Linked DNA regions of Homo sapiens: region 2 is linked to region 1. The links are chromatin loops, found by intact Hi-C in ENCODE. Cell type or tissue: IMR-90. All regions are shown on one strand. Each heading gives the region's core, and the rest is flanking DNA. Links, peaks and the distances in the headings are about the cores only.

The links. Hi-C counts contacts between places; a loop is a spot of excess contacts. Peaks named below come from ENCODE experiments on the same cell type or tissue, not always from the same donor. Only the 100,000 strongest peaks of a DNase experiment are listed, where the experiment ranks them.
Region 2: it touches region 1 in a loop (2.7-fold over the local background); 1 of 110 quality-filtered maps calls a loop at or near these places.

The regions. Positions count from the first base shown.
Region 1 is chr3:78,253,295-78,257,704 of GRCh38, forward strand. No RefSeq gene overlaps it. Among named protein-coding and RNA genes, the nearest start is that of LINC02077, 210 kb to the left of the region's middle. In IMR-90, for the core only: no CTCF peak of the experiment used is centred there; a DNase peak (open chromatin) is centred at 2,347; H3K27ac peaks cover 1,007 bases.
Region 2 is chr3:78,110,162-78,114,571 of GRCh38, forward strand. No RefSeq gene overlaps it. Among named protein-coding and RNA genes, the nearest start is that of LINC02077, 63 kb to the left of the region's middle. RefSeq lists an enhancer at 2,359-2,860. In IMR-90, for the core only: no CTCF peak of the experiment used is centred there; no DNase peak of the experiment used is centred there; H3K27ac peaks cover 461 bases.

The DNA of each region.
Region 1 (4,410 bases), core at 149-4,148:
TCCACAAGTTTCAACAAAATGCTAGCAAAACAATTTTAGCATATAAAAAAGATTATATCTCATGACCAAGTGAGAATTATCCCCAAAATACAAGGTTTGTGGAACATTTAAAAGCCAATTAATGTACCACATCAATACTACAAAAGGCAAAAAAACCACATGATCATCCCAAAAGATGCAGAAAAGTCATTTGACACACTCAACATTGTTTTCTTGATAAAATTACTCCAAAAACTAGCATTAGAAGAAAACTTGCTTAGCCTGATAAAGGGCATATATGACAAACCCACAGCGAACATGAGACTTAATGGTAAATATGTTGATTAATTTTGTGTCAATTTGACTAGGCCACAGGATGCCAGGTATTTGGTTAAACATTAATTCTGGGTATGTCTGTGAGAGTGATTATGGAAGATATTAGCATTTGAATTTGTAAACTGAGCAAAGCAGATAGACCTCCTCAGTGTGGATGTAGATCATCCAACTTACTGAGGATCCAAATAGAACAGAAAGGTAGAGAAAGATTGGGTTCACTCTCCCTCTGCCTGTTTGAGCTGGGACACTGATCTTCTCCTGCCTTTGGTGCTCCTGCTTCTCAGATTTTTAGACTCAGGCTGGAATCTATACTGTTAGTTCTCCGGCTCTCAGGCCTTCAAGCTACAACACAGGCTCTTGTGGGTCTCCGATCTGCAGACAACAAATTATAGGACTTCTCGCCTCCATAATTACATGAGCCAATTCCTTATAATAAATCTCATTATATATTATGTATTATAAAAATACATAATATATAATATATAAATTATTAAATATTGAAATATAAATAATATATAAATTATTAAATATAGAAATATAAATTATTTGCCTGATATAAAATAATATATAAATATTCAATATGATAAATATAATATATAAATATATGGTAATATATATTTATACCCAGAGGATATATATGTATATATATTCCATTGGTTCTGTTTCTCTTTAGAACCCCTACTAATATAGTATAAGATTTAAAACATTGAATGCATTTTCTTTATGATCAGAACAAGGCAAGAATGTCTTCTTTCAATCCTTTTATTAAAAATAGTATTGAAGTCCTAGCCACTGAAACAAGGCAATGACAAATAAAGGCATTCAGATTAGAAAGAAATAAAACTGTTCCTATTTGCTGATTCCATTTATATCACAGTTTTGAAATTACAAAATTACAGCAATGGAGAATTGACAGTGGTTGCCAAGGGTTAAGGGAGGGGGTGGATGGGGGCAGGATGTTTGGTTTTGAAAGAGTAACAGGAGGAATCCTTGTGGCAGTGGAACAATTCTGTATTTTGATGTGGTCGTGGATGCATGGACTCACACGTGATAAAATTGCTCACAGAATGAAAAAGCTAAACAAATACAAGTAAAATTGGAGAAATCAAAGAAAAAATGGTAGATTATACAAATGTTGATATTCTGGTTGTAATATTGTACTATAATTTTGCAAGCTGCTATTAGTGAGGGAAACTGAGTAAGAGGTGCACAGAATCTGTCTGTCTGTATAATTATAACTGCATGTGAATTTACAATAATATCCAGAAGGTTTTAAAAAGCACATTTAATGCCATAATTATTTGTTTTTTATAACCCAAAAATTGCCAACTCTGGGGACATATTATGGCAATTATTTGAAATGGTTTGAAATACTTCCATACCTCACTCACATTTACAGGATCATATATAATAATAGTGGAATCATTATGAATGCACATAATCAAAGAGAACCACAATTTGACAGTGCTGATAAGAATGAAATAAACTTGAGGCAGAATAGTATGGTTGAGAAAATAATCTATGCCACTCTCTGTAATAAAGTGTTCAAAATCAGGTGTGTAACCAGCAACTTTTGAGAGTAAAAGGGAGTTGACGAAAGATATTAGAACTGATGAAATTACTATCAGCTCTCCAAAAGTAAAGACTATTTTATTATTTACAAACAAAACACTGATATCTCTCCTTCTCCACTTCCAATCCACAAAGGAATTAAGGTGGCTCCAAAACCAAAGTTGCTTTTGTGATTACTAGTGTTCACTTAAAAAATATTGGTCATTTTTCTTTAAAATTAATAGACATCTTCCAGAGGAAGTCAAGAATATTTATGTGATTGCAGTCAACTTTTACAGATCTGAAAACCATTGCTCAAACAGATTCTCATATAAAACCTGAGATTGATAAGGGCACTGAGTCTGGTTTCATCATCAAGTGGTGATTTTAAGGTACTCCAAGCCAAGATTTCATGTGCAGTCACAGGCAAGTCAAAATGTCTGCTGTAAAATGATGTCTGGTTTCAATTAAGCTCATGATGAGACATTTACATATAATTGTTTACATGATTTCATGTCAATGTCTTTACATCATATCCTGTAGATAAGAACTGGAATTTACAGTGAGCTTGAACTTATTCTTGTAACTATTTCACAACGGAAAGCTAAAGTTCATTTGTAATTGTTTTCTGTATTTTAAAAGACATTCTTTTTTAGCTTTAATTATTTATAGATAAAATGTTTTATATGTCTATCTTTAACAAAGAAAATGTCATTATGTATTATTTTCTTATGAAATCCCTAAGTAATTTTCCATCCAATAGGTCAGAGATTCTTTATTAAAAAAAAAAAAAACTATTCCTTTCACCTTTCACATGTACATTTCCAAATAATCAATTTTTACCTGAATTTAATTGAATAAGAACTAAATATGTAATCTTTTATTTTAAAATATCTTTTCTATATTCTGGATATGTCACAGGAACTTTTTTTTGAAATCTGAAATCATGCAAATGCCTTTCGTTAAAATACCAGAGATTTTACTCCCCTGAAAATTTGCATTGTTAGGAATATATAGCATAAAAAGACCCAAATGCTATTAAGGTTTTTAAGCTGTCAACTGAATTCTGCACACTACATTTATTCTGTTTCCATTTGCTACCAAGGAAAAGTGCAAAGTCAAACATGTTCTTACAAAAAGCACTATAAGCTGCATGTAAATGAGACCACTTTTCCTGAGGATCTATCTTCAATTTGATAGTGCATTTAAGTGCTTGCTTTCACTTAGAATAGACTGAAATATACAAATAGAAATTGAGAGCAGTGAAAATGACATGTATCCAAGATTTTACCCAAGAATAAAAGAATCAAAACAGATTATGCTGTCTCTTTAAAAGACCTATTTGATTAATTAAACGATTACTTTCTATAAAAAAAATACAGATGTTAAATGTAAAAACAAATGTTTCAGGCAATAGTGACCAAAAGGAAATACTAATCTGGCAACTTTATTGAAAAATATTGCTGTGATACAGTGTCTTTCTTTTCTTATTTTTTCTTTCTTGGTCTAAATACCATTTTGCAAACTGCAGATGGTTTGGATTTATAGCTATAGCTATTTACTATACATGTGCCATTTTCCAACTGGTAGGAGATTTGCAGATGTGTAAGCCTGTTAATCCAGACCAAAACACTCTAACCATTTTTTCTTTTTCAATTCATGATTTATAGACATATCTTAAGATTACAATATTAGTTTTTATGGCCTATTTTATGAAAATTATTCATACTGTAGTTATTTTTACAGTGGTTTTCCAATTGAAACCCATTTTGGATGGGTGTGACTTTGACAGGCATAGTTGCATAGTGGTGAAAATTATGGTTTGTGTTGTCAGACACACCTAGGTCTAGATTCTGTCTTCTTCTAATTAACCGTACCACAGAGGGTAAGTCACTAAATCACTCAGAGCTTGTTTCTCTGCTTTTGTATAATAGATATAATAATGCCTAACTCATCAGTGAAATAATACCTATAAATTTCTAAAATAGTCCTAGAATTTAGAAAAGACAGTAAATGTTAGCTCTTACGATTTTAACTTGTTTCAACTGAATGTGACATTTTAATTAATCTCTGGAAAGGCATCTCTGCCCATAATAAAAACAATTTTTATTTTTTAGAGGTGATATAAAATGGAGATCAACCTAGTTTTCATGTCAGATTGTATATTGCATGTAAAAATTCATTTCTATTCTTTCTGTAGGAGAATACCTCCTCAGGCCCTTGAATTTGGATTTACCACTTTATATTCTTAGGCCAATGTATGTGAGCAGAGATAATTTAAGCTGCTTTCCAGCAGAAGCTTAAATATCAAAGTTACTACTTTGCTTCCAAAAAGAGAGCTGGTATGCTCTGCATACAGGGGACTCTACATCCCAGGTCCTGGATCTGAGCTGAACAGAGATAACAACAACCAAAGTAAAGCAGTCAGGATAATTAATGTGAATGAAAAAAAAAAAATGTTTGAGTGATAAGCCAGTGAGATTTTGGGATTTTTTATTACCTCTGGAAAATTGACAAATACAAAAATCGATACCTAAAAATAGG
Region 2 (4,410 bases), core at 130-4,129, 140 kb before region 1:
AGCAAGTAAAAAGCCAAACAAATGGAAAAATCAACACCTCTTCTTAGATTCCTCAGATAAGTGAGGTTGTAGGCCAAACCACTGCTCCTAAAGCTGGAGAGACAGGTAGACGGAGAGAATCATAACTTACACGAGCAGAAACCCCTGCATGAACAACTAGCTGCGTGGATAGGAAAACCTCAACTAGTGATTGACCATTTATTGTAGACTCACTGTGGTCAAATCCAGGAGTTAAAAACTCCAGGGGCACCAGTTATGAGAGGTCCCCTACACTTCTGTGAGTTTTCCCTCTGGGAGCTCTACCAGGTTCTCACAGTAAATATTGGAGACGAATCCCCTTCATACTTCCAGCACAAAGAGGGGAAAAAAGTAACCATTGAAATATACCAGAGTATCCTGGTTTTCTTAACAAAGCCTGCCCTCAGGAAACAGTTTCTTACTAGAGCTTAAACTACTGGGATTTTACCAGAGCCTAATCAGCCTGTGGAAAAATAAATATCCAACACTAGCCCTCTCTAGTTATTCTGTACTACCTAAGAGTGGGGGGCGGGAGTGGGGGGAAGTAAAGAAAGAACTGAAAACTGCTTGTGAAGTTCACAGCCCAAGGGCTAAAGCTGACTAAAAGATTGACACCTAATCATAAGACTACAGAACATTTTCCCTCTCTCCACCCCTTACCACTACATTACTGAAGGCCTTTTTTTTTTAATTTTGTGAACTTATTTTCATGATTGATCTGTTTTTTAAAATTTTATTATTATTATACTTTAAGTTTTAGGGTACATACTAAAGGCTTTTTACAACATTCCTTTTACTTGGTTCCTTCAACCAAGTATATTATGTCCCCTTTCAAAGAAAAAAAATGCAAGGAATACTAAAAGGCAAAAAAAAAATTTTTTTTAACTGACATAGCAAGCATAAGTGCTAGACACAGATCTATCAGGGATATTGGAATTATCAGAACATGAGTTTAAAACAACTTTCGTATGCTAAGAGCTCTCATGGAATGAGACAAAGGCCAGAATAGATAATGTAAGCAAAGAGGTGAAAGGTCTAAGAAAGAATTAAAAAGAAATGCTAGAGATAAAAAAAAAAGGAACAATACTGCCAGCACAACAATGCTGTAACATAAACAAAGAATGCTTTCAATAGACTCATCACAGCTGAGAAATAATCTCTGAGCTTAAGGATATGTCAATAAAAACTTCCAAAAATGAAAATCCAAGAGAAAAAGACTAAAAGAATGAAACAAAACCCCAAAACCCAGAATAGAATATTCAAGAACTCTGAGACAACTACAAAGAGTGTAACATACATGTAATAACAATACCATGAGACGAGAAAGGGAAAGGAACAGAAGTAATATTTGAATAAATAATGACTGAGAATTTTCCCTAAATTAATGTCAGACACACAATCACAGATCCAGTATGTTCACAGAACACCAAGGAGAAGAAATGTCAACAAACTACATCTAGGCATGTCAAATTAAACTGCAGAAAAAAACAAAGAAAAATACATTAAAAAGATAATTAAACTGTCCCCAAACGTCCTTCCCATTGGTTTTAGATAGTCTCTTACTATTACAGTATCAATTCATCATTCTCATCCTAACAAGTAAAACACAAGAGATTATTTACTTAAGTCAAATAAACATTTAGCAAACTATCAGGCATCAGATAAGTTATTTCACACGAATTTGAACTTACTGAAATAACTGGCTTTGAATTAAAGCAAACCTGAGTTTTACTTCTTGGTCACACTCTAAACACGTTTGACATTTAAAAAAATACTACCTTAATTTCACTAAGGCTTTGTTTTTGATGCCATAAAAAAGATAGCAGTATTTATTTAGCAGGACTATTATATAATAAATTATGTCTGTAAAACTAGGTAATATCTAATAATAGTAGCTTCTTTGTATACAACAGCTACTCTCTTTAGGAGTAGTGAAAAGTTACAGAAATATAGAAATATGAAGGAAACAGAACAAGAAATATGTTCCTAATGTTATTTTCTAGCCTTCTAATCATATCTCAATTCCATAAAACTCATTTTGACAGAAAATCCAGTCCCAGTCATTTCAGGCAATCTTACAACAGGGCAGAGGCCAACATCACAAATCCACTCCAACTGGAGCATTTTCTGTCCTTGATTTCTATTAGACCAGTCTTCTCTCTAGATCATATAAACAGAAGCCTATAGCATTTCAAAAAATGTCTTGCTGATTCAGCAAGCAGAATAAACATCAGGAAAACAAGAGATAACATTACACAATTAAGCATATGAAGTCATATCTCTAGTCAAAATTTGATTGCAAAAATCTTTTGGCCCCAAAGGCCAGGAATTCCTCCCAGCATTTCCAGCAATGTTCTCTCCTTGGCCTCTTCTGTAGGGTCAGCAGCTTTAAGGCAATGTGTCTCAACTCTACTTGCATATTGTAATCATCTGGAGTGTTTTTAAATAGACTGCTGCTTGGGCCCTGCCCTCAGAAAATTTGGGCTTAATTGGTCTCTGGTGAGGCCTTGGGTGTACTGTTGAAGTGAAAGCTCCCCAGGTGATATTAATGAGCATTCAGGGCTCAGAGCCACTGATTTAAAGCAAACTTTTACTTAAGCCTCAGGGCAATTCCTCTGTTCATCCCCGGGCAACACCCTCTGTACTATGAGTCTGTATTCCATTCACTTAGAATTGCCACTTTGCCTCCTGGGGTCCATGCTCGTTGCCTCGTGCTAGTTTGTTCACTGATATGCTCCCAGTTATTCCTTCCATCGGCTGTGGATTGACTGCTCCACCACTTGTGCATCAGTGCATCACTGTATTCCTCGGTTATTCACTGATTCTTGGCATTGAGGAAATGGCTTCTTTGGTGTGGGATTCTCTGCACTGAGGCAAACTATGCGTTTTAAATGTCAGCTGTTTCTTGAACGAAGGTCACCCAGCTCTAAAGTAGTGTGTAAAATGTGCTCTTCTCTTTAAGGAGATGATGTACATCAAGCACTTTGCATATGGAAGCACTCAAAAAAGGCCTCCTTTGTGAATAACATTGGTTTCCTTGCCTATATTTTTTACTGGGCTCAGTGTTCTGTGGCTCTGGGGTCAAGTTCACAAGTACCATAACAATGATCTCTAACAACATTCCTCATGTTACCTGTCTACACTTTAGCTCTAAGATTTATCAGATTTTCTTATTCACTAGGCATAGTTTAAATCTCTTTTCAATTAAAATGTACAAGTTCTCTTATGTAATTACCAAATTCCTTTGCTCCTAAGAACTCATCCTTTTGGGGTCTCATGGAGGCTGTGGCCATCACTTTTCTTGCACATAAATAGTGAATTGTCCCTTACCCAAAATGAAAGCAGATCACCTATGAGATTAAAAGGATAGTCTTACTGAAAAACATTTCCTCATATTTAATGATAAATATATCCACTCCTACATCAATTTTGGGTTAAACCCTTACTTAGCACTCCACAAAGATAATATTCATGTGTGTCTGAGAATTTCTGTATTCACACTTACATTATTATAAGACTTTTCTCCTTTATTTTGTTTGCAAGTTCATTGTAACATAAATACAAAATTCACATTTTTACAAACACTGTGAGAAATGTTCTAAGAGTCAGTAAGGACAGAGAATTAGCTCTCTTTATTTTGTGATCTGCCTGTGAATAACACCCCCAGCCATTTTCACAAGATGGTATATGGTTTTACCTTTGCACAACCCATTATTTTATGAAGCAGTATTATCAGTAAAGAAATATGATTACTACGAAACCACACTGTGAAGACCAGAACTGAATGCTACAATAGAAAAGAGGTTTCAATAACCATTCTCAATTTGTTTCCTTTTTCTTTTCCTTATGAAAATCCTAGTAACTAGTATTTTAAATCTAATTATCCTAGTAATTAGATTTCTAGTAATTAGTCTATCTTTTTAAAATCAGCTCTAACCTGAGATGTCAATGATGTTTAAATTATTTTAGCTGATCAATTTCATAATTCAAGATTTGACTTGTCACAGGAGATTCTGAGGAGAATCATGGTTAAGTTCAATAAGAAATTGGTAATAAATGTTTAAGGAGATTTACACACAAAAGTTTTGACTTGGTTTTCCTCAGTCATAAAATGAACTTTAAGAAGCATCTTTATTTATATTTAGACACATGAAATCATTGTGGCTTACAACCAAAAGAAAAAATTCTTTTTCTTGCTTATAAAAATTCTTTCAGCCAATGACAGCCCTCAGTATCTAGACTTTGGCTAATATTTTCACTCCACAAATATGAAAAAAAGTTATTCCTCTCAATGGCAGAGGTGACAAAAACTGGTAGTATGGGTGTCTTTGATATTCTAACAATCTTTCTCTTAACGCTCATTCCCTAAAGACACTACACACCACCAAATAC